Linked DNA regions of Homo sapiens: region 1 is linked to region 2. A link is a loop called in an ENCODE intact Hi-C map of the cell type or tissue named here. Cell type or tissue: HepG2. All regions are shown on one strand. Links, peaks and the distances in the headings refer to the core of each region. The heading gives the core; the rest is flanking DNA. Region 1 holds the start of NR1H4 (nuclear receptor subfamily 1 group H member 4). Region 2 holds the start of LOC124903108 (small nucleolar RNA U13).

Region 1 (16,121 bases), core at 4,058-12,057, 70 kb after region 2:
AGTTCGAGACCAGCCTGACTAACATGGTGAAACCCCGTCTCTACTAAAAATACAAAAATTTGGCGTGGTGGTGCATGCCTGTAATCCCAGCTACTCAGGAGGCTGAGGCAAGAGAATCGCTTGACCCTGGGTGACAGAGGGAGGTTGCAGTGAGCCGAGATCATGCCATTGCACTCCAGCCTGGGCGACAGAGTGAGATTCCATCTAAAAAAAAAAAAAAATTGTCAACAAAAAATAAAAAAAATAGCCAGTCATGGTGGCACAGACCTGTAGTCGCAGCTGCTACTTGGGAGGCTGAGGCAGGAGGATTGCTTGAGCCCAGGAGTTCGAGATCACAGTGAGCTATGGTCATGCCACTGCACTCCAGCCTAGGTGACAGAGCAAGACTGTCTCAAAAACAAACAAAGAAAAAAACTCAGCTGACTGCAGGGGTGGATGGGGCTCCCATATGGCTACTAGCTTCTGGAAGATTTCATATCTAGTGGGGTATGCCATTTTCTTCTCTTCAATGTTTTTTACCACACATTCTCATGTGATATTTCAGGTGGATCCTTACAATAACCCTATGACATAGGAATTCATTCCCTTCTATTATATATATTTTTTGTACGAAGAAACTAAGGTCCCAGAGATTGACTTGCCCAAGGTCACATGATCAGACCCAGAGTTCAGACCCAGGCCCCTGACCCTAACGTCCATGCTTTCAACACCACCCCTACCATGTTACCTTTAGGTCTTGGAAATTTTGTCTGGTTCTGAGAACTCAGTTTCTGGAGGGTTGTGGCGTCTAATAAGAAAAAAGAAGTTATTAAAGGCTCAGCCACCAAGCACTTTCCAACAGATTGATTCCATGTTGGGACAAAGACTCACACTCACAGCCAAGCCTGAGCCAGTGGGGACAGAGGCCAGTTGGATTATCCATGCTCTTTCTCTTTCTCTCTCCTTGTTCATTTCAGTGTCCCCTTCGTGGCCACCGTTTGTGAAGTTGAATGCCCTGACACTGTACTCTGACTGTAGTGCTCACTCAGGCCTCAGAGTCTGGCATAGACCCCTCCCTTGATATACCAGTATTCAAAGTTTGGCTGTTTTGTTTCCTGTTTGTTTCAGGATCTTACAGTTCCTGACCTGTTGTGAACTAATTCACTGAACAGGAGAGGTGAGGAGTGCAGATGTTTAACTGAAAAGAGAGAATCCTGGAAAGGGCAAGGAAGTCAAAATATTAATAAAAATAATAATTTCTATGGATGCAAATCTTTTTTGGCAGGATGGCCTTTCTGTTATATTTGTAATAATATACCAGAGTTGATCACTAACAATATGATAATGACTTCTATCCCTATTTTATTCAGCAATTAATTAAAATGTCCCAGTACTGATAAGCATTTCACAGAATAAATATTTTGATCTCACTTTCCCTGGGTTGATAGTGGAGTACAGGATAGGGTAAAGACTATCAGCTTTGGAGAAAACAAACCTGTATTTAAAGCCCCTGATTTGTCTCTTTTGCATAAGTCTTTGTCTCTTTGCCTGAATCTCTCAGGCTTAGTCTCCTCATTTGTTAAAGGAAGATAATACTGTCTAGCTCCTAACTTGTAAGGACTAAGTGAAAGAAGCTTTCTTTCTCCCAGTGCTGCCCTGGAGCCAGCTTACCCTGGTTCATGAGAGTCAACTGTTAAACTTTCAGGGCATTCTGAGCTGGTTGTTGTTAAACATAGCCCTTATCAAAAATTAAATTATATAAACTTATAATTAAAGACATTAAAACAAACAAAAGTAATAAATACTCAAAACTTACCATGCCCTAATTATTTTGCTATTTTACGATCGTCTATGCTCTTGTGGTTATTTATGCCTAGTGCATCTGTGTGGTGGCGTATAATGGTGTGCCAGTTTGCATTCTCCGCAAGTCCATTGTTAGGTGACTTTACATTGGTAGTTTGAAAGTGGCCACAACTAGAATATTTACAACACAAAAAAATTTACAAATCAAGACCTCATTTATTGTATTATCTATTGTCTAAGGCAGGCCTGTTCAACTTTGGCACTATTGACATTTGGGGCTGCATAATTCTTGGTTGTGGAGGGAGAAGCTGTGCATTGTAGGATATTTAGCAGCATTCTGGCCTCTCCTTACTAAATGACACTCCCTTTAAGTTGTGACAACCACAACTGTGTCCAGATATTGCCAAATATGCCTTGGGGAGCAGAATTGCTCCTTCTCTCCATTGAGAGCTACTGGTCTAAGGAGTTGGCAAATTAAGGTCAGTGGGCAAAATTTGGCCCGTGGATGTTTATATACAGCCCTCAAGCTAAGAAGTTCTGCATTTTTAGAGGATTGTAAAACATAACAGAGACTAGATGTGGTCTGCAAAGCCTAAGATATTTACTTTTTCGCCCCTTAAAGAAAATGTTTGTTGACCCTTAGTCTTAGTGATAAAGAAACTGTTAACAAAGCAGATTAAACTTAAAAGAGCTTCATGTTAGTAGCTGTTACATTGTGAAGAACACACACAATACTGAAGAAATGTTCTTCGGTATATGAAAGAACAGTTTCCAGTATATGAAAACTATTATTTGATTCAGCAAAGAAGCTACTCACGTCACCAACGAACAAGTGAATTTCCAACATACGTAAAGGTGGAACTCAAAGAGGGTTCAGTTTAACAAAAATAATTTGTGTGAAAATCATAGTTTAACAGTAGATCACATATAACATTTCAGTACGATATTTATATTGGAGAAAGGATTAGTGGTCTGGAATGCGATTCCATTTGTCAAACCATGGTTGAACGGCAACCATAAGTTGGCTATCAATACAAGAGTTCAGCAAAACTCAATGAAAACATCCCAGTTGACTCACTGGCTACATGGAATTTACAATATACAGAAACTGTATATTTATTATTATTTGTAAAACATGTGTTACTTACCTGTTCTATCAGTAAAATTTAAAATAAATGTTTATATGTATATATTCACCCACCTCTCTGAGAACTGGTTGTTAATCACCTACCAGCACACCACTGCTCCCACCTCCTGTTCTATCCCGATTTCTTTGTTCCTCCCCCACATTCTTCCTTGAAAGACATTGTCCTTCTCTTTATTTAATGGGATTCTCCAACCTCTCTCCTGTCTCAGAGCCTTTGCTGCTGTCTTTTCCTTACCCTGAAATGCTCCTTTTTTTCCTTCTCAACACCTTTCACTCCCAACACATCAGAGATCCTTCCATCTTAGCTAAAACATCACTTTCTTAGAGGAAGCCTTTCTAAACCCCTCTGACATGGTGAGGGCTCCCTGATAAATACAGTCGCAGAACCCTGTGCTTCTCCTTCATAACATGCTGTCACAAGAGAACTTATAAGATTGTCTGTGTAGTTTTTATTAATTGTCTGTCTCTCACACTAGGCTGTAAATTGCATGACTGCAGGAACCATATCATTTTGTTCACTGCTGATTTGCCAGTGCTTAACAGACTGTTTGGAAAATATTAGCTGCTCAGTAAATGCTTGTTCCTTTTCCCCTTCTTTCTTTCTGTGCTAGTTAGAATTAATCCCATGAATAGAGAGCACATTTTCTGTTTGTTATGATTAATGGAGAGTATTTTATGACACCCTGAACTTTTCCATCTTATCACATAACACAAGTGAATGTTATTCATTCTTTATATGATTTACTTTATTGTTATGGTTATTGCTGTTATTATTTTGCTGAGTGTCCCTTGTTCATGGGATGGTGAGCTTTCAGAGCTTGGGTTTTGGGTCTCTCCTACTCAGCACTAGCACATTGCCTGGGGCATCCAGTTATCAGGGACACAGTGGTGAACAAGATAGGTGTAATCATCTATTTATGTTCCATATAGTGAGAGAGACATGAAACATGTCCATGTATGCTAAGTGGTGCTCAGTGCTTAGTGCTACAGGGTAAAATAAAGCAAGGTAAGAATGAGAAGAGAGGCCAGGTGCGGTGGCTTACGCCTGTAATTCCAGCACTTTGGGAGGCTGAGGCGGGAAGATCGCTTGAGCTTAGGAGTTTGAGACAAGCCTGGGCAACATAGCGAAACTCCATCTCTACTAAATACAAAAAATTAGCTGGGTGTGGCGGCACGTGCATGTAGTCTCAGCTACTCGGGAGGCCGAGGCAGGAGAACCGCTTGAACCCGAAATGCTGAGGTTGCAGTGAGCCAAGATCATGCCACTGCTCTCCAGCCTAGGTGATAGAGCCAGACTGTGTCTCCAAAAACAAACAAACAAAAAAAGGAATGAGAAATGAGAAGTGATATCCTGTACTGGGAAGAGAAATGGCATTGTATTTGGTGTGTCCAGGAAAGGCCTCTCTGGTAAGGTGAGTAGAAACCTGTAGCATGCAATGGAAGGTCTCTGGGCAAAAATCAATCCAGGCTATGGAACAGAAAGTACAGGGGCCCTGGGGAGAGAATGTGCTTTATGAGTTCAGAGAACAACAAGGAGGCCTCATGACCGGCGTGAGTGATAGATGAAGTTAGAGCTATGTTGGGATGGGGTAGGATTCAGGGTCATTTAGATCCTTGGGGTCACTGTAAGAAGTTTGGCCATTACTCTGAGAGAGATGAAAGCCTGTGGGGGTTTTGAGCAAAAGAACGACATGATCCTTTGGTTTTGGTAGGATCACTCTGGCTGCCATGCTGGGAACAAATGACAGAGTGCAAGCATGGAAATAAGGAGGCCACTTAGGAGGCCATGGCACAAACCCAGGTGCAAGAAACCTGGCATGGACCAGAGAGATGACAGTGGAGGTGGTGGGAAGGTATCAGATTCAATACATATATTGTGAAGGTAAAACTTAAACATTTTCTAATGGATTGATTGTGTGGTGTGAAGAGAAGAAAAATAATTGTTGAAATTTTTGAATGGGCTCTTATGTCATACCCAGCACTATGTGCTACACCACTGGAGATCCAAAAGGATGGGAAATACATGCCACCCTCAGGGAGTATCCAGTCCAGTGGGCAAATACGATTGTCAGTGTGAAGGCCCAGAGAAAATAATAACAGCTAACCCCTACACAGCACTTTCTGTGTGTCAGGTACCAGCGCTTTGCATAGATTAATTCATTAAATCCTTGCAATAACCTCATGAAATACATAGTAATTATATCTTTATTTTACAGATGGGGAAACTGAGACAGATGTTAAGGAAAAGCCTAAGGTCTAAGGTCACACAGCTTGTAAGTGGCAGAGCTGGGATTTGAACCCAGCCGGTCCAGCGCCACAGTCTGTGTCTTCAGTCATTGTCTCCATCTCTGCTGGAGAGAATGAAATCACAGTACAGGCTCTTATCATCCAAGAAGAAATGGGCTTGGTGTCACATAGAAGTCACACAGGAGTCCCTCAGGCAGCCCAGAGCTGCAGAGTGCAGTAAGTGTCAGTGCAAACTCTCTTCAAAAGAAAATGTACAGGCCTGGGGTGACCCTCTTCCTTGTGCCGAAGGGGCTGGAGGATGCACCATAGTACATTGGGAACCCCCAGAAGTAGGTAGGAAGTAGGAGCCTGTAGGACCTACAAAAATGCTATTTTATAAGAGAAGCAAAATATAACATTTCTAACAGGTTTGAATGTAGATCTTCTACTAGCTGACCTTGTGACGGGAAACAAATGACACACATCACAGATGGGAAATGCACACATCACATACACACACACACACACACACACACACAGGTGCATGTGCAGCCATGCTGCTTTGGGAAGTTGTTTCTCAGCTCACTCATTGATTGCGTTAACAAAGAGTTACACAATGCTTTTTCTGTGAGAGGCACTGTGCTAAGACAAAGGGTAGATACAAAGACAAGTCTGCTACCATGCCTGGTTTTTGTAAAAGAGATAAAACAAGTAGAAAACTATAATATATAAGGTCAGAGGATTTAAGGGACAGCAAGGAAACTACAAATAAAAGATCAAGGGAGTTGGGTGGGGAGAATAGGGGCAGATGAGGAATGGGGCTGGCTTCAGGGAGAACTCTGCTTCTGTTCCACGCCTGGAAGATGTGTGGGTGTGAAAAGAAAGTAACTGAGGTAGAAGGAAGAGCTTGTGCAAAAGTGTGGAGGCGGGAGAGCTTGGTACAGGTTGGCAGAGGTTGGGATGTCTGAAGGGACAGAATGTGAGAAAATCCTAGAGACATTAGGGCTAGATCTTCAGGTGTGGAAGGGGTTCTAAATGTCAAGCATTTTGTGTTCGTTTTTTAGGCATAGAGAGTGCATTGGGGATTTTCGATGAGGGGAGTGCCTAGCAAGTTGCTGGGTACATAGTAGGCTGATAATCAATCAATGATGGTTCAACTAATGAAGGAGAGAAATAATAATTGCCACAAATTATTGGGTGATTGCTATCTGCCACACACTTTTCTAAACATTTTCACTACTCATGTAATTCTCACCACAGCCCATGAGATGGTTTCTCCATATCCATTCTACAGATGAGGAAACTGAGACTCAGAGAGGCTAAGTGTCTTGCTCAAGGCTGTGACTAAAGAGTGGGCATCTAACCAGAGCCTGTGCTTCCACACTGCTGTGCAATTTGGAAAACAGAAGAAGGGGAGAGAAGAAAAAGGGGTTGTGGGACCAATGTCATCCAGAAAGGAAGCTATGATAGGCCCAAAGTAGGAGAAGAACAATGTGGGTTGGAAATAAGAGACATTCCAAAGATGCAATCAACCCAAATCTGTTATTATTTGATATGGGTGGCTGGGCAGAGGGAAGGGTCAAAAAGGCTCCCAGCTTCTAGTTCAGTCCCGGGGAAGTGATAGAGCTATTCAAAGAAGTTGTAGTGAGAGAGAGGGAAGATGACAGTTTGGTTTTAGTTGATGTGTACAGAAATACGGGTGCCCAGGAGCCCACAAAACGGCCAGAGGAGAAATGCTTTCAAAGGCAAGCTGCAGGGCTCCTTGGTTTTGTCACATTCCTCATTCTGGGGCTTTGCGGTTTTGTCTTGGGAATCTCGAGGCTCTCCCAAGGTTCCTTTCTATGTTTATATCATTTAGCAGGGAAGGATTGTTAATGACTAATCTGTGTCCATGAGGCACAGAGCCAAGGAAGAGATGCTGCTGCTAGCCCAGAAGGCCGCCTGTGATCATGCACAGTACACTGGAACTCTCTCCTCCTCCTCACCTCATTGTCTCCCCGACTTATCCTAATGCGAAATTGGATTCTGAGCATTTGTAGCAAAATCGCTGGGATCTGGAGAGGAAGACTCAGTCCAGAATCCTCCCAGGGCCTTGAAAGTCCATCTCTGACCCAAAACAATCCAAGTAAGTACCTAATTCCTTTGGGAGTGGGTTGTGTATCTCACAGCAACAGAGAAAAAATAGTCACTTAAAAGTTTCTCTTTGACATCTGTAATGTATGTCAATAAATGAATTCTAAGTTAGTAGAGTTTGATGTAAAGTCCTGAAAATTAAAAAAGAGAGAAACTAAAAAACAAAAAGAAGCAGAAGCAAAAGTTAATGAGTCTTAACAGTTGCTTACCTATTGAAAACTTATTTAGAAATACTCTTTTAACATTGTGGTCACCTGAGTAAATCACTGGAGATAGTGCATTTCAGAAATGTCTCCGTTCTGATTCCATAAACAATTTGACTTGTATAGTGTGCTATATTTTGGTGATTTATCAAATCTTGATGTGAGTTTGGGAGTATTGCTAATGTCAGATGACTTGGGAACTAAGAATAAGACATTTAACCTATGCTTAATTGAAATGAAATTTTTCCCTAGAAGAAGAGTAGGTGGAAAAAGTCTTCTTTCTTGACTTCAGTTGTAAACTCTTCTATTGCTTTCCATTTTGAATATTAATATGACAGGAAATATCAGATGGAAATATTTTTAAAAGATAGAAATGTGAGTATGACGAAGAACTTTAGTAATAAAATTGTCCAAGGACTAAATTTATAGATAAGATACCTCTTTGTCTCCTTATTGACAGAGTGAATGGGGCAACTGTGGAGCCTGACTTACTTCTTTTAATTGGGTTTTTATTCAGAAGGGAGGGGCAGGAGGGAATGACAAGTGACTCACCTTGAATTCTTCCTCTAAGAAACTCACACCTGAGCTTTGAGCTATAAAGAAATCTGATGCTGTTTCTGGTGCTGTCTTAGAATCACTTCAGGAGTATTGACAAGAGGGGTAGGAACCCTTAGAAATAATATTAGTGATAAATAAGAAGGCAGGAAGAAACTTTTGGAGGTGATGGATAGGTTTATGGTATAGATTGTGGTGATGATTTAATGAGTGTATGCCTATCCCCAGACTCATCAAAGTGTATACATGGAATATGTAAAGCTTTTATATGTCAGTCACACCTCAGTAAAGTGGTTTACCTATCTATCTATCTATCTATCTATCTATCTATCTAAATTTTTTTTTCTGTTCCTAAAAAAAGGAAGGGAGAAGAGAGGAAAAGATGTTCAGGGAGCTACCATTTTGTTTCTAGCTGTGATTTTATAAAATGATAGACACTTTTATCTTTGTGTTACGTTCCTACCCCCAGTCCTCCAAATTATGGATCTGTGCCATTTGTACCGTGGACTTTTCTGTTTTCTGAGGATGTTGCAACAAATACTGATGCAACTCCTGGTTAACTGATAAAGTACTGGCCAGGGACAAAGCTCTCTTGTCCTGAGACCCTTCCTCAAGATTTGCAGCAATTTCCCACCACGTACCTCTGCCCTCTCCTCACAGCTGGAGAGGGAAAGTCATGGAATCCTTGTCCTTCCTCTTGTTTCCACCTCTTCAAGATTGGGCCAATTGCAATGGAATATCCATTGGTTGTGAGGCCTTTGTACTCTGCAAGGAAAAGAAAAGAAATGTGTGTATGTATGAGTGTGTGATGGAGCTAACTTTTCTACAATGTCTACTAACATGTCCTAGCCTTTACTTCATTCGCCTGTTTCCTTCTCACAAAAACCCTGTATGGGAGTTTTTCTTTACTTTTTATTATTATTTTTTTGAGACAAAGTCTCGCTCTGTCTCCCAGGCTGGAGTGCAGTGGCGCTATATCGGCTCACTGCAGCCTCCACCTCCCGGGTTCAAGCGATTCTCCTGCCTCAGCCTCCTGAGTAGCTGGTACTACAGGCGTGCACCACCATGCCACTATTTTTTGTATTTTTAGTAGAGACGGGGTTTCACTATGTTGGCCAGACTGGTCTCGAACTCTTGACCTCAGGTGATCCGCCCGCCTCGGCTTCCCAGAGTGCTAGGATTACAGGCGTGAGCCACTGCGCCCAGCCAGGAGTTTTTCTTATACTCATTTTACAGATGAGAAAACTGAGACTCAAAAAATACAAGTGACCCGTCCACAGGCAGATAGTTAGGAAGTAGCGGGACCTGAACTTGAGGGCGGGTCTTTCTGACTCCAAAGCCTCTTCCTGGCTACTCTGATATTGGCTATTGGCGGAGGCTGGGAAAACTTGAAATGGGGAATGATCGGGGAGCGGCGAGGGGGGACCAGCCGTTAAGCATTCCAGCCTGACAGGGGTGATTTGTTAAACCCAGGAACTAGTTAGACGTTTCCTGAAACCTCCTGCATAGGGCATTTTCGAGAGATTGCACCATCAGTAGGGAAACTGGAAAGTTTGGAGCACTATTTGTTTTAACCCAGAGACCAGTCTAAGATAGCTGGGTGAATATTTCCGTTATCAGCGTTTTAATTAAAGACCACAATGAACTCTCCATGCTGCTGTGATTAGGGACATCTTAGAGAGGAGCTCAGAACTGCTGTGGCTCACAGTCTCTGGATTATGAATGCCATGAGAATGCATATCATGATGTGATAGATTTTCAAAGGCTCACATTGTCATTAGGTGGGTGCATAAAGGACAGAAAAGGTTCTTTACTTCATAGAAAGAGATTTCCCTTCCCTTTGCTCTCAGTCTCATTTTTATCTTAGTCTCTAGCAACACAGATTATAAAGGGGAATAAAAGAAAATAGGAACAAGCTAGATACAGTGATGAGTGCCTGTGATCCCAGCAGCTCGGGCGGCTGAGGTGGAAGGATTGCTTGAGCTCAGGAGTTCAAGGCTGCAGTGAGCTATGATAATGCCACTATACTCTAGCCTGGGTAACATAGAGAGACACCACCTCAAAATTTTTTTTAAAAAATAAGAAATAGGAACAATTTTCCTCCCAGGTATTTTTTTATTGTCACAGTAGTTTCTACCAGTGAAGATGTAGCTAAAAGGCATCACCATACGAGTGTCCTTAGTCACCAAGCTGTATGAGGAGGCAAAAATCATTATTACATACAAATATTCATCCTTCTGTCTTTTCTCTCCCTTCTCTCACCCTGCTCTGGAATCCCCTAACCCCTTTGCTCTTCACAGTGAATTATTTTCTCCCTCAGTTTGCCCATTTCCAATTTTGGCCATAAAAGAACATCTACTATTCCTACTCTCTCTGCTTTGTAAATTGGTGATAAGATGACACTAATATAATGCAACTTGATTGCAAAGTAAAATTGCAAATATTGCACAGGAAAAAAAATAAGATTTATTCTTTGTTAGGATTAAGAAATATAACAGGGTTCTGGTGATTAAAATAAATAAGTATAAATATAAAATAAATTTTTATTAATTTTCATTTTTTAATATAAAATCCTAACAAAACTTTGAGATTTTGCTTCCCATTTTAAAGAGATTTAGATGACCTTTCCCAGGTCTCAATGAACCTGAGACAACCTGGGTCTATTACACTTTAATTAATGTTATTAATGTAAAGAAAAGGAGAAATGGTATGGCTTTGCATTTTCAAGTCCTGTAGATATATTTAACACAGTTATCTGGAAAACATGGTAAATAATGTAGTTGTGCATGGAGAAGATAGTCCTGCTGTGGGATGTTGCTGATTAGAGAAAACAAAAACACTGCTCTGGGCTGTGACTGTTCCTAAGCAGAGAGCTATTTGCTGCCATGTCCTAGAGAGTTATGGAAGCTGCCAGTGTAGACGACAAGTTGATACCAGCCTGGGGCTTAAGGAGCAAAAGCTGGTTGCCATCCAGAATTTGCAGGGCAGAGACAGGACAAAGAAATGTCATTCCAAAGTGGTCATGTAAAAGATTCTTGCTCTCCTGGAGTCCCGACTCTGAATCTGAGGCTATAGCTGGGCTTCAGGGGGCCAGGGTCACTTAAGACTACATTTAAAAATCTATGCATTTTACAGAGAATTTTTAGGGCAGTGAATTCATTCTATATGATATTACCAATGGTGGGTACATGTTATTATACACTTGTCAAGACCCATAGAATACACAACACCAAGATTGAGCCCTAATGTAAACTATAGTCCTTCGCTGATAAAGATGTGTCAGCATAGGTTCATCGATTGTAAAAAAATGTGCCACTCTGGTGCTGGTTGTTGAAAGTAAAGGAGGCTGTGCATGTGTGTGGGGGGTGGGGGAGAAGACGTATATGGAGGCTCTCCATACATTTTGTTCAATTTTATAGTGAACATAAAATTTCTCCTAAACATTTATTAATTTAGAAAAATATCTGTATTTTGTGTATGTCTTTCCTAGAGAGAGGTTTATAATTTTTGTTGAAGCTCAAAAATGCTGCACAATCCTAAAATTGTTTTAAGAAAATGAAGCAAACCCTTCTTTTCTGGAGAATCTAAATATACCTGCTTATAGCATCTGATTATATAATTGGCAAAGTTGAGGACAGGAAATGATACCCTAGGAGACTGACATATCTTAATGTAGTCATTGTGTTAAAAGTTTCAACATTATGAATAAGTCTAAAATATTTTTTGACCTTCCCCTAGCCCTATTCTCCTCTACTTCACTGTTTCAATGTTAATACATATCAAAACACTTTAATCTTGTTTAACCACTTCCTAATAGTTGATACTATAGAGCACAGTTCATTTAGCCATTCCACTGTTGATGGTTTTTTAGGTGGTTTGCCCTCTTTCTGCATTAGAGGCAATGCTACAATGAACATCCTGGTGCATACCAGCAAAGATTTCTCCAGGAAAGATACCTAGGAATTAAAATTGCACTTTATTTTAAGATACACTGCTAAAGAGCCCTCCAAAAAGACTAAAACCTATGCCCCCACTAGCAATATGTGAGAATGCATATTTTCATACACTTTGAATATTATCAAAGTTAAAATTTTTTGATAATCTCATAGGTGAAAATGGTATTTAGTTATAGTAATATCCATTTTCCTAATTATTATTAGTTTCAGATATTTTCTGTGTTTACTGGCCACTTGTGTTTCCACTTTGGTGAATTTCCTTTTTGTATCCTTTGCCAATTTCTCTCTTGGGTTGTTTATCCTTTCTGTTTTTATTTATAGGAATCGTTTATATATTGTTTGTACTAATATTTTTGGTGTTATTTATGTTGTAAATATTTTTATCCATTTTTATATATTTAGCTTTGTTTGTGATGCCTTAACCTCTGTCTTACATTTCAACGTTCTCAAATGTATTCTTTTCCTATTTACTTCTTATTTAATAAAGTCCTTCTCAATCCCCAAATCCATAAAGATCATAAATATATTTTCTCCCAATAATTTTATAATTTTCAGTCTTTAATCCATCTGAGATGTATTTTCCAAGAATGATTCATAAAGATGTCTTTATTTTTACCCTCAAAGCATAGGCAATTTTCTTGCCACAATTTCTTGAATAGGTCATCCTTCTTCCACTGATTTGAGCTGAGTCCACTAGCTACAGCATAGACAACTATTTAGGGTTGCTCAGAACACAGCATGCTATTTTCCCTTCCTATAGCCATCCCTGTTGCGTGTCATTTTCCTAGCCTAATGCCTATTCCTTCAAGACTAAGTTCAAGAATCAACCCTCCACGCTCAGAAAGATTTCCCTCATTCTCCTCACTATACCCTTGTTTAAAACTCATCAATTACTTCCATTTAGAAGAAAATCCAAACTCCTTACCATGGCCAACAGGCCATACAAGAGCTGCCTACTCTCAGACCTCATTTCCTATAGCCCCTCCTTGGCTCACTCATTTCCAGCCTCACTGGGCTTGTGTTGTTCTTCCAACACTCCAAGCCCAGGCCCTTTGCTTTTGCTGATCACTCTGCCTGAACTTATTTTCCCTTTGTATGACTTACTCATTCTTGTCCTTCACATCTCAGTTCGAATGTCCACTTTTCAGAGAGCTCTTCTCTGATTGCCCTCTCCAAAACTGTGTTCAACTACAACACTCTATACTTCTCTTTTACTTTCTTATTATCCTCATCAGAAATCCTATTATTTGTTGACTTGTGTATTATTCACTTATCCCTCTAGAATGTAAGCTCTTTGTCTTACCACTGTATTTCTAAAACCTAGACCGAAACTTGGTATGTAGTAGAGAATTAATGAATATTGGATGAATGAATGTCCCTGCTTGTGCTCCTGATGGCACCTGTGCTTAGCTCTGTTGTAGCAATCCTCACACTACTACCATTGGGTTTTTCTTGCCTGACTTTTCCACTAAGCTTTCTGAAAAATCATTATTTTTTACTATGTCTAGTGTCTGTCAATAAATGTGCACTGACAAAATAAATGAGTGAATGAATGGGAAATTGATGTTGAGATGCCGTTTTTAAAGAGTAAGTACCTTATCACACATAGCTAAAGAGACCAACTGACACATCCACCGTACTAGTGGGAAATCTTAGATCTATAAGTTTAGAAACATTTCTATCTTCCAAGTTACCACAGGAGACAGTGTTACTGATTGTTTCATGATTATAAACAGGACCCCCATCTTCCCACCTCCTATGGGAATTTTCTTATTGTTCTTCCAGTTTCCACTAACCAGTCTCCTCACTGCCCTTCTAGCCTCAGATCATCCCCCAATCCCAAAGCCCAGGCCATATATGTTAGCGGTTTTTTTAGACAGCATCTCACTTCCAGGTACTGATTTCTATACCAGTCATTTATGTCTTTGTAACAACCATCCCAAAGCTTAGTGGCATAAAACAGGAATGATCCATTAATTCTCATAGTTCTGTGGGGCGGCTGAGCAGCTTCTCTGCTGGTTATGCCTGGGTTCACTCATGTTGCTCATTCAGATGTGAGTTCAACTGGAATGAAAGGACTGAGATGGCCTCACTCATGTCTGGGGTCTTGATGTGGCCGTCAGCTGGGATAGTTGGAAGAGCTGGACTTCTTTCTCCATGAGATTTTTAAATCTGAGATATCTGCAAACAGTATGGCAATCTCAGGGCAGCATTCTTTCTTAGATATGGAAAACAGAAGCTACAAGGTCTCTTAAAGCCTGGCTTAGAAGTCCCCAACCTCACTTCCACCACATTCTGTTGGTCAACGAATTTATTAGACCAGCTCAGGTCCAAGGGCTAGCGAAACAGACTTTGTGCATTGATGAGAGGTGTGGCAAACTCACATTGTAAGAGCGTGTGGAAAGGAAGCAATTGTGGTGGCCATCTTTGCAAACAATTTCCATGAGTAAGAGGCATAATATTTCAAAGATCCAATTAAGTATTTGAAAAAAAAAATGACAAGTTAGTCACGGAGAAAGCATTCAACAAATAGCTTCTTGACCATTTTGACTAATGTACATAATGCGAAAAAAGAAAAAACAAACTTTCCTGATTATGAAGAGTGAACATTAAGAAGACCAAACAACCACAACAACAAAACTATTCCTGGTAGTTCTGATGGAAGAGAATTAACAACGGGAAATTCGCGAGATTAATTAAAACTATTTCCGGCCCAGCATGGTGGCTCACTCCTGTAATCCCAGCACTTTGGGAGGCTGAGGTGGGCAGATTGCTTGAGCTCAGGAGTTCTAGACCAGCCTGGGCAACATGGTGAAATCCTGTCTCTACAAAAAATTAAAAAAATTAGCTGGGGCTGGGCACGGTGGCTCATGCCTGAATCCCAGCACTTTGGGAGGCCGAAGCTGGCAGATCATGAGGTCAGGAGATCGAGACCATCCTGGCTAACACGGTGAAACCCCATCTCTACTAAAAATACAAAAAATTAGCTGGGCATGGTGGCGGGTGCCTGTAGTCCCAGCTACTCGGGAGGCTGAGGCAGGAGAATGGTGTGAACCCAGGAGGCGGAGCTTGCAGTGAGCCGAGATGGCACCACTGCACTCCAGCCTGGGTGACAGAGCGAGACTCCATCTCAAAAAAATAAAAATAAAAATAAATAAATAAATAAATAAAATTAGCTGGGCAAGTGGTGCATGCCTGTAGTCCCAGCTACTTGGGAGGCTGAGGTGTGAGGATTGCTTGAGCCTGGGAGGTCAAGACTGCAGCGAGCTAAGATCGCACCACTGCATTCCAGCCCAGGTGAAAGAGAGAGACCCTGTCTCAAAACAAACAAACAAACAACAAAAACCCTGAAACAAAACAAAACAATTTCCTGGGGTGGTCAACTCATGTATAAAATGGTTCCCATGGGGAGACTGGAAAGCCTATGCTTAAGAGATTTCCAATAAAAATGGTTACCATTCACTAATTAGTCTACATTGTGGGGAAGCAGACTTAGTTGTTAGATTTCTTTATGTGACAAAAAAAAAATCCTTCTTCGGCTCTTGTGTGTATTGTGTTGTATGCCTCTATTCACTAATTTCTGTCCTATGGCCTAAGCAAGACTGATTCTAAAGGTGGTTATCTAGTAAGGTATATTATTCATTCACTCATTTATGTATTAGTTACTTTATTTATTCATGCAACCATTTGTTCATTTACTCAATTAACAAGAATTTATTGTGCATCTAAGATGTACCTGGCTGGCATTGTGCAAGGCATTGGAGATCCAATGTAATCTCTCCTAGAGCTGCTGGTTTAATGGGAGACACAGAAAACCAAATCCACAAAAACAAAGGTTGAATTACAATGGTAACACCACTGCAAAGAAGAAGTACCCAGGGCTATGAACGTCTCCTGGAGTTTGTGCTAATCAAGGAGTTGAGAAGCAGGGCTAGGCCTAGAGCTAGGCAAGTGAGGCACTGAGGGTGCAAAATTTAAGAAGACATTCACTTCCAGGTTCCTGGTCCTGGAAGCCTCAACTCCAGGTGCTTCTTCTACATCTAGTTGGAAATAAAGGTCAGCTGTTGTTTAGGCACCATTGTGTAAGCTCCAGAGAGCAGAGACGCTTTGAAAGCTGTG
Region 2 (16,121 bases), core at 4,869-12,868:
ACTACCTTCTCTTTGTCTGCCCATGGCAGAACGGATGAGGGAGCTCTCTGGAGTTTCTTTTATAAGGCACTAATCTCATTCATGAGGGCTACACCCTTATTACTTAGTCACTTCCCAAAGGTCCATCTCCAAATACCATCACATTGGGAATTAGGTTTTAACATAGGAATTTGGTGGGGACACAAACATTCAACCTACAACAGTGTCTGTAAATTGGGCTTTTATATTGTAGCCTGTGTGAAGAAGCAGCATCCATATTTTAAACACAAGCAGAAACTACAGTCAAATCAACTAATCTATTTTCAACTCTTCTGCCAGGGTGTGACCTACCCAGCCTGCCATGGGATGTGGAGTAAGTGGGCACCACCTTTGGAGAGAAGCCGACTGGCCACAACCTCTTTTTGTGGTGGGTATATTAGAATCGTAACAAATTTTATTTATGAATGCTTTTTTTGGGTTCATGCAGTGGCTCACGCCTGTAATCTCAGCACTTTAGGGAGGCCGAGGCAGGAGGATCCCTGGAGCCCAGGAGTTCGAGATCAGCCTGGACAATATAGTGACACTTCGTCTTTAAAAAAAAAAAAAAAAATTAGCCGAGCATGGAGGTGTGTGCCTGGGATCCTAGCTACTAGGGAGGCTGAGGCAGGAGGACTGCTTGAGCCTGGGAGGTTGAGGCTGCATTAAGCTATGATGGCCACAGCACTCCAGCCTGAGTGACAGAGTGAGACCTTGTATCTAAAAAGAAAAAAGAAAAAAGAAATGGAATGCTTTTTTGGCTTCAAGCAACTGAAAACCCTACTAAGGGCCTTAAAATGAGTCTATTTATTTTATATAACAGAATTCTAAAGGTGAGTGGTGGCTAGTGTTGGTTCTGCTGCTCAAAAATCCATCCAGGGCCTAGGCATGTTCTGACTTTCTACTCTGCTATCCTCAGACATAGCTTTTTATTTACTTCTGTGCTTATTCCATCTGTCCCTTTCATCAGGAAAACAAAAGCTTTCCCAAAGCCCCCTACCAACCTTCCACTTTAATTTCTTTGGCCCTAACTGTATCATATGCTTTACTAAATGCAGAGGAGGCTAGGCAAGCAGATGCCTAGCTTCACCAGCCTCTTCAGGAGTGAAGGGGAAGGGAGAAAGGGTTGGAAGTGGTTGTTGGATTAGCCAACAAATGACATTTGCTAAGGACAAAAGTGGAAAGATGGGATCATCAAGCATCCCACGCCTCTTCTTTTTATATGAAACTAAAGTTCAGTGACTTGCCCAAGATCATGGAGCTAGAACAAGACCTGACTGTTGATCTGGAACTTTCCTTACTTCACGCTCCTACCATGTACACATTGTCATATAGAAATGTAAATTAATTTTTGTCATTATATCCCAGATAATAAGAAGTAGAGACCATCCATCTTATCTGAAAGTAAATGAGTAGCCCCCAAGTAGTATGTGACTTTAATTCCTGCATCTCCAAACTTCACCTTGCTGAGGTTGCCATCTCCAAGCTACCCCTGTGGGACAGGCCTCTCTAGGTGTGGCTGGGTCCCTAGGAATCAATCAACAACAGAACAACAACAGCACATGCCGCTGCCATCAACACAGTGGTAAATGTGTCGGGGGAAGGGGCCCATGAAGGTAAAAGTACCTTAGACCAGCCAGGCATGGTGGCTCACACCTGTAATCCCAGCACTTTGGGAGGCTGAGGTGGAGGATTGCTTGAGCCTAGGAGTTTGAGACCAACCTGGGCAACATGGTGAAACCCCATCTCTACCAAAAATACAAAAAATTAGCTGGGTGCGGTGGCTCATGTCTGTGGTCCCAGCTACTCAGGAGGCCAAGGTGGGAGGATCGCTTGAGCCCGGAGGTGGAGGTTGCAGTGAGCCGAGATCACACCATTGTACTCCAGCCTGGGTGACAGAGGAAGACCCCGTCTCAAAAAAAAAAAAAAGTACCTTAGACCACAAAAGTCACAGTGTGGCCTAGGCAGTGTGAATTACAGCTTAGGTCTGTCTGATTTTCAAACTAGCACACTTTTCCTAAGATATTCTTCTTTGCTAAAGGGAGAAAGATAGCTTTCTATTTATTTCTGCATATGTTTTAATTTTCCTCTTCCTGCTGGCCTTTTACCTCCTTGAAATAATAATAAAGTAATCCTGAGAATGTGGTGTGAGGTATTCACCGCTATGCCTACTTTGTGCCTCGTTGGGAATTGCATGCTCAGCTGAGATGTCTTTACATATTCAGTGTCTCTTGTCCTTAGAAACCATCTCCATCCGCTCATTTGCAGTTTAAGCATCTCCATCCCTACTACTGTGCTTATACCAACTCTAGAAGAGGATAAGACTCACCCCAGCTGGCCTTGTGGCTTGTTAGATCCTTGACCTTACTTTCTTTGGATGGTTTATTTGTAAGACCTTTCATTTTGATTTGCCAGCAAAATGAGCATGACTAGCAGCCACTCCCCATTCTTAGTGTGTTTTTATAGCCCTAAAAGGGCTGATTTAAGAAATGGTTTGACTCTCAAGGAAAGTTACCTGATCAAGGACACAGGCCTCATTACATGTCCCAGCTAAGGTGTGGCCTTGGTTTCAAAGAACAGCCAAAGGAAAATGTGGAAGAAGGAAACCCAGGCTTGGAGTGTATAAATTCTTAATCTCAAAAGATATTGGAGTTAGAAGGGATTCTAGAAAACATCCAGTGATATGGTTTGGCTCTGTCGCCACCCAAATCTCATCTTGTAGCTCCCATAATTCCCATGTGTTATGGGAGGGACCTGGTGGGAATTGATTGAATCATGGGGGTGGGTCTTTCCCATGCTTTTCTCGTGGTAGTGAATGGGTCTCATGAGATCTGATGGTTTTAAAAACGGGAGTTTCTCTGCACAAGCTCTCTCTTTGCTTGCCGCCATCCACGTAAGATGTGACTTGCTCTTCTATGCCTTCTGCCATGATTGTGAGGCCTCCCCCGCCACGTGGAACTGTGAGTCCAATTAAACCTCTTTCTTTTGTAAATTGCTCACACTTGGGTTTGTCTTTATCAGCAGCATGAAATCAGACTAATACATCCAGTTACAACCCATTGTTTTATAGTTGAGGAAACTGAGGCTGAGGGAGGAAAAAAGATTTAAATTCTTACAGCTAGTGAGGGCCGAACCGGGGGCTCTTTCTCACCCCCAGTTCTGTTCTTCCTTCTTTGCATACCATTCAACAATCATCTGAGGCCCAGGGGACTGAGCTGCAGTCTGCTCCCCAGGGCAGTCTGGGAGCAGCTGGGGGCAGCTGCAGTAAGGGCTGAGTGCCCTGTTGTTTGCTCAAGGGGCTGTGTCTAATAGGAACTGACATTGGAGAATGTCTAAAAGGATGAGGAAGATTTTTTCTGATAGAAAAGAAGGGTAGTTTAGGTCACATTGTGTATTAGTCTGTTTTCACATAACTATAAAGAACCACCTGAGACTGGGTAATTTATAAAAGAAAGAGGTTTAATCAACTCACAGTTCTGCATGGCTGGGGAGGCCTCAAGGAACTTACAATCACGGCAGGAGGCAAAAGGGGAGGCAAGGCACATCTTACATGGTGGCAGAAGAGAGAGAGAGAGAGTGAAGGGGAAGGTGCCACACTTTTAAACCATCAGATCTCATGAGATCTCACTCACTATCGTAAGAACAGCACGGGGGAAATCCGCCCCCATGACCCAGTCACCTCCCACCAGGTTCTTCCCTCAACACATGGGGATTACAATTTGAGATGCAATTTGGGTAGGGACACAGAGCCAAGCCATATCACATTGTAAAGTTTCCCCAATGATAGAATGCTTTTTACTATGTAAGGGGAATTATTAGGTGCTTTTGAGTGAAGGAGGCATGACTGAATGATTAAATAAGAGTAAGGGCTTTGGGGTTCCACAGACCTGGGCTCCTGTCCTGTGACTTGTCACTTCTACCTGTGTGACCTCAGGCAATCTGCCTCCCCTCCTCCAGCCTGGCTTTCTCCTTATAAAATGGGGGTCATATTGGTACTTACCTTGTCAGGTTGAAGGAGAGTTAAACAAAGTCATAGGTACAGTATACTTAGCATGGTACTAGGCACCCAGAAAGCACTCAGTGCATCTTAGTTGGTGGGGTTATTCTCTACCTGCCCCTGTCCCAGGCATTCTTTTGCATTACCTAAACCAGACTCACCCACCCCACCTCCCAGGGTATTTGGCCTGGGGACAAAGGCCACCCTATCTCCACGCACAGCAGAATGAGACCTGCAGCCCATTTTCAACACATGCCTGGAGTGCTCACCTTATTGGTTTGAGGAGCCCTGAGATTGTTTTTTGAGTGTGTTGTCATTCTGTACATGATAATAGCGGTAATAGCTGGCATTTGTGTAACCCATTATAGCTTACAAAGCATCTTCACATACATAGTTTATTTGAATCTCAAAACAACCCCTTGAGATGGATATTTCATTCCCATCTTATCTCTGAGGAAAATGAGTCTCTTGACTTCCTCGGGTGTCATGATGTTCAGATTCCAGATCTCAGGCTGGGCCTTTCACCGAGGGTCAGGCTCACCTTGGAAAGATGTGATTTAATCTATTTCTCTGGAAGATCCCCAACCTCCCATTTCCTAAAGATCTTCCTTAGCATCAAATTCTGGGATATAGAATTTCCTTTCACCACTCACTTTTTCTGAAGCAAGAGTTTTTTCATTCACAGCCCAGGGGGAGTTTCAGAGAGTAACTTCTCCTTTCAGCTAATAACTCCCAATAATGGGAGGTCACAGGGCTCATCTTTCCCTACCAGACGTCCAGAGGATAGCAGAGGTCAGCTCACTGCCTCTAGTCACAATTATCTTGTCTAGACAAGATAAACATTCACACACAGGTAAGCATTTGCAAGGTTAAGTTTTACAAAGTAAGAAATACATGTAAAAATGTACCCATTCAGGAGCTGAATGGAGACAGCAGCCCTCTTGCCATCTGGAATTTAATTGTTCACCCCTCACCTTTTTTTTTTTTTTTTTTTTTGATACAGTCACTCTGTCACCCAGGCTGGAGTGCAGTGGTGAGATCTTGGCTCACTGCAACCTCCGCCTCACGGGTTCAAGCAATTCCCGTGCCTCAGCCGCCCAAGTAGCTGGGATTACAGGCACGCGCCACCATGCCAGGCTAATTTTTTGTATTTTTAGTAGAGATGGGGTTTTGCTATGTTGACCAGGCTGGTCTTGAACTCCTGGCCTCAAGTGATCTGTCCACCTCAGCCTCCCAAAGTGTTAGGATTACAGGTGTGAGCCACCGTGCCTGGCAACCCTCTCCTTTTTTTTTTTAATCAAGACTTTAAAAATCATGATCTTTTAAATAATTCAATGTCCCTCATTTAAAGATCTGGATGAGAATCCTCCCAGTCCTCCTAAGCAAATTTTGTATGTTCCTTTGCTTGCTCTTTTTAGCTTCCAATATTGCGCCTGGTTGAATTTTCAAAATTTCTCTTAGATTTTTTTCATCTTCTGATTCCATTCTCTCATGTAATTCCAAACTGTGATGCTGGAGCAATCTTTGTCTAAATCCTGTGTGGTCTCTGGATGAAGTTAAAGGGCATCTTGGTGACCTTCCTCTCCTGGAAGCCCTGTTCTGTGGCACACTGGGAGTTTGCCTGTCTCTGCACGGAGGCAGTCTGATTCCTGCTCAGTTTGATTAATTCCTGACTTTACCATATGAATTCTAAATGAGCTGAAAAGGCTTGCATGATGATTGGTCAGATTCCCTCAATCTTTTCTTGTTCCAGGTTCCTATGCAGGGGCAGTGGTTGCCATGCCCCTGGCTGGGGTGTTGGTGCAGTACATTGGATGGTCCTCTGTCTTTTATATTTATGGTGAGTGATTTGACTTCACAAGTTCACATGTGACTCATAGAGATGGTATTTTACTGCATATGGGTTTGGCTCAGAGTTCATTACATCAAAATAGAGATTACTAAAACAAGTTTATTGTATAAATGGAATACTTTATCTATGATTTGATTAATATTTATATTAAAGTTGACCTAAAAAAATAAGTAGAACATTGTCTTTCTTTAAATACCAGTTAACAAGAGGAACGTCAACAAAATACTTACCCCTAGCTGAACATACTGCCATTTGGAAATATTGTAAAGATCCTTTTGTAGTTCATAAATGTGATAATTGGGTGTTCACGTGCATGTATGAGATGTCTGAGTCCCTCAAACCTTGTTACAACATTGGTACATTACCCATTTTACCTGAAAAAAATATATATGGTAAAAATTGAAAAATTTAGAAACGGAAGAAAATGAGACCATATAACCCAGCCTTTTCTTTTTTAACTGCAGGCATGTTTGGGATTATTTGGTACATGTTTTGGCTGTTGCAGGCCTATGAGTGCCCAGCAGCTCATCCAACAATATCCAATGAGGAGAAGACCTATATAGAGACAAGCATAGGAGAGGGGGCCAACGTGGTTAGTCTAAGTGTAAGTATAAAAAGTCAGATGAAGACTTACCTTTTTTCATAAGTGATTGTGTTGCCTTCTTACAGAAAAAATGTCAATATCTTTACTAAAAATATCATGGTATTTTTACTCCCTAGAAATTTAGTACCCCATGGAAAAGATTTTTCACATCTTTGCCGGTTTATGCAATCATTGTGGCAAATTTTTGCAGAAGCTGGACCTTTTATTTGCTCCTCATAAGTCAGCCTGCTTATTTTGAAGAGGTCTTTGGATTTGCAATAAGTAAGGTAAACACACAGATGCTCCAAATATTTTTGAACTTTAAATCTCTTGATTCTACAGAGAATAACTTTGTATGATAAAATAATTAAATTGCTGATCATAATTCATAACAGTTCTGTGACACCTAATAGCCTGGCTGTCAGACAAGTTATACATTCTATGCATAGTATGCATAGCTGTTTAATTTCTTCTTAGCAAGGATCAGAGCCGTATTAAGCTGCTTTAAAGATTTATGTTGTACCCAATCTTAGAGTGTTTTTGAAGCTAGCTCAAGGACGGCATATTAGGCAAGGATAAAAAGATTTGAGGGTGTGGGTTTTCTTTTTTTCCTGTAAGCTACTCAGTGAGTAGCAGTAAGAACCTTACCATTCATTTTGCAGAACACCCCTTCTCCATAATGGTGGCTATAGCAGTAACAATCATTGCTTGCAATGGGTTAGAAAGAACCTCTTTCTGCCAGGCGTGGTGGCTCACGCCTATAATCCCAGCATTTTGGGAAGCCAAGGCTGGCGGATCACCTGAGGTTAGGACCAGCCTGACCAACATGGCAAAACCCTGCCTCTACTAAAAATACAAAAATTAGCTGGGCGTAGTGATGCACACCTGTGATCCTAGTTACTCAGGAGGCTGAGACAGGAGAATCACTTGAACCCAGGAGGCAGAGGTTGCAGTGAGGCGAGATTGCACCACTGCACTCCAGCCTGGGCAACAGAGCAAGACTCTGTCTAAAAAAAAAAAAGAAGAAGAAAAAATAAACAGAAAAAAAAGAAAGAACCTCTTTCAATGCTCCCAGACATTATCATCAAGCCAATTGTGTTTTAGGGAGGAAGGGTGTGGATAGTGAATCATCAACCATCATCATAAGATAAACCTCTTTCCTACAAGGGAAAGAACAGCAGCCGAGCAAACACAAATGTCTGCCTAGCTACAGATACTGTCAGAAGTGACCATGGAAGAGCTGGCATAATCATGAAATGGTGGCTGTCATCAGTCATCAGTGCTCACTGGGTGCCAAGTGCTTTATCTCCCATGTGCCATGCCCTCTGTGATGAATAAAAGTCATCGCTGCCCTCAAGGAGCTTCCAATCTGGTAGAGGACACAGATAGGTCTAAAATCATTCGCTCATTCATCATTTATTTATTATGAAATTCAGGCCTACCCAGCTCCCACATAATTAGATGCTTAAATTTGGTGGTGGTAGGTAGGGGGGCTGTGGAGTGGAGGTGGGCAAGGGAATTAGGGAGGCCCCTCTCTCAGAAATAATGACAAACTGCTTACTGTTTCTTTCCCTTCCAGGTGGGTCTCTTGTCAGCAGTCCCACACATGGTTATGACAATCGTTGTACCTATTGGAGGACAATTGGCTGATTATTTAAGAAGCAGACAAATTTTAACCACAACTGCTGTCAGAAAAATCATGAACTGTGGAGGTACTGTGGATTTCATAGATGGCTTAGGCAGCTTTTGTAGAATTAGGGTAAACTGAACTGCAGAGCATATATTAAGAAGTGACATTTAGTCATTGGAGTGGATCTTAAAGACCTCTAAGTCTGTCCCTCAGCAGACACTTGAGTGTTGTCCATCACAGTGCTGCCAAGAGGTCATCCAGCTGGGACCTTTCCATACATCCTTCCACATTTATTGTTTGCTTATGTAGTTTATTCCCTTCTCTGCTTACCTTTCTACCTATCCATATGTTTTGGTAAGAAACAGAAGAAAAGTAGTCTTTCCTCCTAGCCTATGCTTGTGCATGGGATATATGCACACACACACACACACACACACACACACACCATTCTCTTTCTTGATTTTATTTAGCTCCTGCTTTATGTTTTAATTTTGTAAAGACAAAGTGAATGTTAGGTGATTTCCCAAAAGAGGTAGGCGAAAGTAATTGTGAACCCCTACAATGTTCATGAGTGCTTTTTAAAAAACTCATCTTTTTTGTTTAGCTTTTAAAATTAACATTTATTGAATGCTTTCTGTGCCAGACACTAAGCTAAATCTTCTACATACATTATTTTATTTAATCTTCATAACCACCATGTGGAGCAGGTACTATTACTATATGCAATTTGCAATGAGGAAACAGAGGTAAAATAAAGGGACTTGCTCAAGTAGCAGATCCCTGCAAGGTATCAGGTAGGCCGGAGCCTACCGCCAAAGCTCTTAGTTTGCGGCTACCCCTCTGGAGGACTAGTCAGGATGAGCGAGCAGGAGGTAGAGGATAGCGCCACCTATGGGCAAGAGCTCACAACTGTGATATTAAGTTGAAAGGGACGGATTGCGTATGCTCTGACAGATAGCTAGGTCTGGCACATTTAGAAGTGAAGACTATACCGAGGGACACAGGAGCAGGCATGATCTGATCCCATAGCATTTCGGGAAGAAAGCCTAAGAGTCTGTTGGCACCTGTTCTCCCAGTTCCTTGACTGCTGGTCCCAGGCAGGGATGTGTGGGCCTGACCTTAGCTTGAACTTTCTTGTAGAGGACTGAGGGTTAGCGGATATAGGCCTGCTATCTGGTGGGCAGGAGGTGAAGCTCTGGGACATTGCATTCAAGTCCTCTCCAAGAGAGCTGTAGCAGCTAGAATAATGCCCATGTCCTAATCCTCAGAAGCTGTGAATATGTTTCCTTACATGTCAAAAGGGACTTTGCAGGTGGGATTAAATTGAGGTTCTTGAGATGGGAGTTTATCCTGCATTATCTAGGTGGGCCCAATATAATCACAATAATCCTTATAAAAGGAGGAAGGAGGGTCAGAGTCAGAAAAGAAGATGTGATGGTGGAGGCAAGAGTCAGAGTGATGCAGCCACAAACCAAGGAATGCAAGCAGACCCTAGAAGCTGGAGAAGACAAGAAGAGATTCCGCCATAGCACCTCTAGAAGGAATGCAACTCTGTAGGCTGCTGCCTTGACTTTAGCCCTGTACCATTTTGGATTTTTGGCCTCCAGAACTGTACAATAGTGCAGAGAGTATTTTAGAGGTGACATCTAATCATTGGAATAGATCTTAAAGACCCCTAAGTCTATCCCTCAGCAGATACTTGATATTTGTGTTGTTTTGAGCCACTGAGTTTGTGGTAATTTATTACAGCAGCAAATGAAAACTAACACAGCGGTAGGCAGGGTGCAGTGGCTCACTCCTGCAATCCTAGCACTTTGGGAGGTTGAGGCGGGCAGACCACTTGAGCTCAGGAGTTCGAAATCAGTCAGGGCAATAGTGAGAACTTTTCTCTATTAAAAAATAAAACATTTATAAAATGAAAACTAATACAGTAGCCAAAGCCTCACCCTTCTAATGATAAAATTCTGCTCCAGCTGAACAGCCCTCACCCAAGCCCTGAACATATCTTTCTGTCTCTGACTTTGCCCACTCCCTTTCTCTTTCCCTGTGAGTTCTCACCTTCACCTCTCAATCCAGTCCTCTCTATACATCCAGCTCAATTCTTCTCCTCTTATGTTTCCTTAAAGCCATGCCATTCTCCAGTGATCCCTCTGAATATGTCCACATGGCTAGATTGGCAACTCATCATGTGGTGCCTTATTGCAGCTCTCTCAGGAAAAGATTTTAGGCAGAGGGAATAGTATGTGCAATGACCCTGGGGCAGGCAGGAATGTGGCCTGTGTGAGAATAGAAGGAAGGGGAGTCAGAATGGCTGAGTGACGGGAGACGGGATCGGGATGTTTTTCTAGGGTCAGATCATGGCAGGCCTTGTCGGCGTATGCAGAGCTTGGGTTTTATTTGAAGTACATTGAGATGCAGATGATTTAAAGCACGGAATGGATATGATCTCATTTTTTTTTTTTTTTGAGACAGAGTCTCGCTCTGTTACCCAGGCTGGAGTGCAGTGGTGCAATCTCAGCTCACTGCAACCTCCGCCTCTTGGGTTCAAGTGATTCTCCTGCCTCAGCTTCCTGAGTAGCTGGGATTACAGGCATGGGCCACCATGCCTGGCTAATCTTTTGTATTTTTGTAGAGACAGGGTTTCACTATATTGGCCAGGCTGGTCTCAAACTCCTGACCTCAAGTAATCCGCCCGCCTCGGCCTTCCAAAGTGCTGGGATTACAGGCATGAGCCACCTCGCCTGGCCTTGCTTATTTATTTTTAATCTGGGGAATTATGCAGGGTACAAGAGTAAAAGAAGGGAGACCAGGTAGGAGGTGATTTCAGTTGTCCTGTCTAGAGAAGATGGTGGCTTAGACAAATGAGGTGGCAATGGAGATGGAGAGAGGGGGGTCAATTTCTAAATTCTCAGAGCCAACAGTTCTCATCTTTAAATTACATAATAATATTTACTTCAGAGGATAGTTATGAGAGTTAAATGATACAACGTATGAATGCACCTAGTGCGGTGTTCAACCTATAAAAAGTTCTCAACAAATGTTAATGCTGCTTTTTTTCTCCTATGTTCAAGACACAAAAAACACAGAAGTTTTTCAAAGAGTTCTTTAACAAATATCTGTGATTGTATTTCCTTTGGACAAAAAAATGTACTTCTAAACTGGCAACTTTAAATAAGTTTCTGGATTTTAAACACTACTTGCACAACCTCTTCTAAACCCAGATGCATTGGATATTCTTGAGCATATTTTGTGGGAATGTCTTGTTCCTATTTAATTCTGCCCCAGTACCTCTGCTGTTTCTCCATAATTGGTGGTGATTATGTTATGTTGTGGTGATGAGAACTTTCAAAGATGTTTAATTGCTAACAAAGTGCCTGTTGAGAGGAAATAGTTTTTTTTCTGCAGAAACTAGAAGGCATATGTGGAATCTTTCTGCCTCATCTCCCATCTTTAAAAAATACCTCTTCACATGGCTTTTCATGTTCATATATATATATATTTTTTTTGTTTGTTTGTTTTGTTTTGTTTTGTTTTTGAGATGGAGTCTCGCTCTGTCACCCAGGCTGGAGTGCAGTGGCGTGATCTCAGCTCACTGCAAGTTCCGCCTCCCAGGTTCACACCATTCTCCTGCCTCAGCCTCCCGAGTAGCTGGGACTACAGGCACCCGCCACCACACCCGGCTAATTTTTTGTATTTTTTAGTAGAGGCGGGGTTTCACCGTGTTAGCCAGGGTAGTCTCGATCTCCTGACCTTGTGATCCACCCACCTCGGCCTCCCAAAGTGCTGGGATTACAGGCATGAGCCACCGTGCCCGGCCATTCTTTTATATTTTGACATAGTAGGACCAGTGAGTTATATATAGAAAATAAAATTTTTAAAAAGACCATAATGGTCCCACTTTTTCTGCTTAAATACAGAGATGCTAGAGCAGAGATAACTACATGAAAACAAAGTTTTGTGCCATCAGTGAAGAATGCAGGTTGATTTGGAAATGATGAAGCACTGGTATGATCTTCCAGAGAATTTTGGTTGGCTTTTTGGTTTCCTACTAAGAAATATAGAAGGCATTTCTCATCTGAGAAGGATCACACATATCTTGGAGCCTGTCATCTTTTATTTCCATAGATTTTAATATGCCATTAAAATCATTTAAAGCAAAACAGATCACTTAAGACATGATGTTCAATTCATTCTGAATCAGGGTCTACGTCTATGATGCTTAAAGACAGATGCCAAATTCTTGTCCTGCCCCCTCTATAGAACATGCAAAGTGTAACTGAGGTCAAAAATTCTATTCTGGCTGAATCAGTTGCAAGTGTGAACTTCAGATTATTTTAATATGAAATAAAATATTTCTTAGGCCTTTAAGTCCTAGTTTTGTTTTTCTTGTCAACTCTAAATAGGTTCAATTTTAAGGATCTCCTGATTACCCCTAAAGTTGAAATTTTATCCTTAAGCTCCTGAAACATGCAGCCCTGTCTCTAGTATTTTAACTGTCAGTAGAAACCATTTAGGCTCTTAAATGCTTTTTTTTCCACTGGCAATCTGCTATTTGGCCAAAATTTTTTTTCTTACAGATGAACTGATGTATCATTTGTAAGTTTTATTCTTTATACAATGTCATCATTCTAATTCTTTGGGGGAATTGACTTTCTGCATGCTTCTGTTCAGAGTGTAAAAATAAAAGAAGTTTCAGCCAGATGCCTTGTTATTTAGGATAGGCACTTCTAAGACACATATAGTTAGTATATGAAACACTAGCTATTTTTCCCTATGTGTAGTCTTAAATGTTGAAACAAAATTAAGAACAAGTAGCAATGATATAAAGCCTATAGTTTTAAAAGTAAGACTTCCCTAATTACATTTCATCCTCTTTAGAAGCCATTTAAAACAATTATTAGTTCTTGCCCTTCTTTATAGTAGTGTTGAAGAAATAGGTTCAAAAAGGTAAATATTAATAACTTAACCATCATTTACGGTAAGTACTTCAGCTTGTGAATCTTATTTTCTTCTTTCTGGGTCCCATTTCCTTTCCTTTGCATTAATTCATTAAACGTTATGTATGTATGTATGTATGTATGTATGTATGTATGTATGTATGTATGTATGTATTTAGAGACAGAGTCTCACTCTGTTGCCCAGGCTGGAGTGCAGTGGTGCAATCTTGGCTCACTGCAACCTCCACCTCCCGGTTTCAAGTGATTCTCCCGCCTCAGCCTCCTGAGTAGCTGGGATTACAGGCACATGCAACCATGCCTGGCTAACTTTCATATGTTTAGTAGAGAAGGGGTTTTGCCATGTTGCCCAGGCTGGTCTTGAACTCCTGACGTCAGGTGATCCGCCTGCCTCGTCCTCCCAAAGAGCTGGAATTATAGGTGTGCACCACCATGCCTGGCCAAACGTTATTTATTGAGTGCATACTACATGCTAGACAGACTCTGTGTTAAATATACAGTTTTGTGGGAGAGGCAGAAACACAAATGAAAAGTTACAAAGCAATATTGAAAAGTTCTATAAAATGATGAGAAGGTGATGTCAGCTTCATTGGTTGAGGGTAGGGAGAGGGTTGTTAGGGAAGCTTTCTAGAGGAGGCACTATTTAATCTGGACTTTAAAAATAGTAAGATTTATCCAGAAAAAGAGAAAATGATGAGAGAAGAGTATCCCAGGTAAAGAAACAATGTGTGAAAATATGTACAGGCATGAGATAGTATTGTGTGGTTAGAAAACAGCTAATAGAGGAGTATGTCTGTGGCACAGAGGGCTATCCACAGAATGGGGGCAGTAAGCAAAGAGATGAGGGCTGGAAGAAGATGAAACTGGAACAGCAGGAGGTATTCATTATAGAACACTATACTCATGATATGGAGCTCATGACAAACACGTTAAGCACAGGAGCAAATAATGAGGTGTGTGGCTTAGAAAGACAGTGGTATTGAGAATGCATCAGAGGAGGACGAGTTGGGAAGACTACCAAAGTGGCTTATTGTGGCTGAGCATGGTGGCTTAGGCCTGTAATCCCAGCACTTTGGGAGGCCAAGGCAGGCAGATCACCTGAGGTCAGAAGTTGGAGACCAGCCTGGCCAACATGGGGAAACCCGGCCTCTACTAAAAATACAAAAATTAGACTGGGCGTGGTGGCTCACGCCTGTAATCCCAGCACTTTGGGAGGCTGAGGTGGGTGGATCACGAGGTCAGGAGACTGAGACCATCCTGGCTAACACGGTGAAACCCCATCTCTACTAAATATATAAACAATTAGCTGGGCATGGTGGTGGGTGCCTATAGTCCCAGCTACTCAGGAGGCTGAGGCAGGAGAAGGGCACGAACCCGGGAGGCAGAGCTTGCAGTGAGCCAAGATCACGCTGCTGCCCTCCAGCCTGGGTGACAGAGCAGGACTCCATCTCAAAAAAAAAAAAAAAAGTTAGCCGGGCGTGGTGGTGGACTATAATCCCAGCGACGGGGGAGGCTGAGTCAGGAGAACCACTTGCACCCGGGAGGCAGAGGTTGTAATGAGCTGAGATTGCACCACTGCACTCCAGTCTGGGTGACAGAGCACGACTCCATCTCAAACAAAAGAAGAAAAAAAGGTGGCTTATTGCAGTTTTCCTGGTAAGAGGTCACGGGGCCTGGAACTAAAGCAGTGACAGGGGAGGGGAAAGTGGCAGTTGCACTGGACAGATGTTTCCGAGGCCAAACCTGCAGATTTGTATATGAAAGCTCAGGCAGGAGGAGAAGTCCAAGGTAGTTCTGAAGTTTCTGCATCGGACTTCTGGCTATCATTTGTTGAGCTGTGCCCATGTGCCACACTCAGTACCTCATATACCAATTTCATTTACTTTTCCGATACCTCACAAGGCTGTGGTACTATCTCCAGCTTTTGGATGAGGAATCTAAGAGGTGTAGTAACTTGTTCAAGGTCACAAAATTAGTGATTTTGAAGTGGAAAGTGAACCCATACCAGTTTGACTCTAAAGATTGGGTTCTAAACACAGAATATGGAAGATTAATTTAGAGGAGAAGAAAGCACGTGGTGGCGATGGTTTGGTGATGGTTTGCTTGTTTGTTTAGGAGTAAAAAAATAGGGGAAGAGGCCAGGGGTGGTGGCTCATGCCTGTAATCCCAGCACTTTGGGAGGCTGAAGTGGGCGGACCACCTGAGGTCAGGAGTGGCCAGCCTGGCCAACATGGTGAAACCAGCCTGGCCAACATGGTGAAACCCCAACTCTACTAAAAATACAAAATTAGCTGGGCGTGGTAGCACATGCCCATAATCCCAGCTACTTGGGAGGCTGAGGCAGGAGAATCATTTGAACTTGGGAGGCAGAAGTTGCAGTGAGCCAAGATCATGCCGTTGCACTCCAGCCTGGGTGATAAGAGCAAGACTCTGTCTCAAAGAAAAAATAAATAAATAAATAAATAAAAATAGGGGATGAGAGAATTGATTTGGGCATGTTGCCTTTGAGGTACTGTAGAACAATTGTGTGGAGATGTCTGGAATCAGCAGACAGTCTCCAAATGAAGCACCACTAATTGTCTCTTCCCCCTCCTAAGGCACTCTATATACTTGGAAATGATATTTATATCATTTTTCTGTCTGTTGTCAGCTGAACTTTTTTTTCGGGTGAGAAGGAACTTCTTCATAATTTCCTCATTCTTTTTATTTTTTATTGTGCTAGACTCACTTATTCTGAATGAAAGGAACAGAAAGTACTTTTGTTCTGCAATATTTTCTGTGCAAAATTCTCATGTATTGTTTGTTTTTTTTTTTTTTAAGAGGCCTGAGAGCTTGGTGAACTTTGAAATAGAAAAATTTTGACTTTTGCTTTACAAGGGGTGAAGTGCTGTTTTTGTTTGTTTCTTTGTTTGTTTTTGTTTCAGATATTTGCTACAGTTTTCTGGTTGCTTTTGGCAATAAATATTAGAGTGTTGTCATTTTACTTTTAAGGGAAAGGCCATAACTAGTCAAAGGGGAATCATTACCACAGTTATATAGTAGAGTTTTAGTATTTAACAATGGCAGGGACAGCTACCCATGAAGCAACT

What was found. Hi-C counts contacts between places; a loop is a spot of excess contacts. Peaks named below come from ENCODE experiments on the same cell type or tissue, not always from the same donor. Only the 100,000 strongest peaks of a DNase experiment are listed, where the experiment ranks them.
Region 1: a loop joins it to region 2, with 5 times the contacts of the local background. A loop is called at or near these places in 2 of 110 quality-filtered maps.

The regions. Positions count from the first base shown.
Region 1 is chr12:100,466,780-100,482,900 of GRCh38, forward strand. NR1H4 (nuclear receptor subfamily 1 group H member 4) reads left to right here and starts at 7,087. Exons shown (of 11, transcript NM_001206979.2): 1 at 7,087-7,280. In HepG2, for the core only: no CTCF peak of the experiment used is centred there; DNase peaks (open chromatin) are centred at 5,762, 7,092, 8,582 and 9,492; H3K4me3 peaks cover 5,346 bases.
Region 2 is chr12:100,396,012-100,412,132 of GRCh38, forward strand. SLC17A8 (solute carrier family 17 member 8) reads left to right here. Exons shown (of 12, transcript NM_139319.3): 5 at 319-406; 6 at 5,766-5,852; 7 at 6,329-6,468; 8 at 6,585-6,734; 9 at 8,027-8,159. It overlaps LOC124903108 (small nucleolar RNA U13), which reads left to right and starts at 6,134; the gene lies at 6,134-6,239. In HepG2, for the core only: a CTCF peak has its summit at 8,956 (motif pointing left); a DNase peak (open chromatin) is centred at 8,960.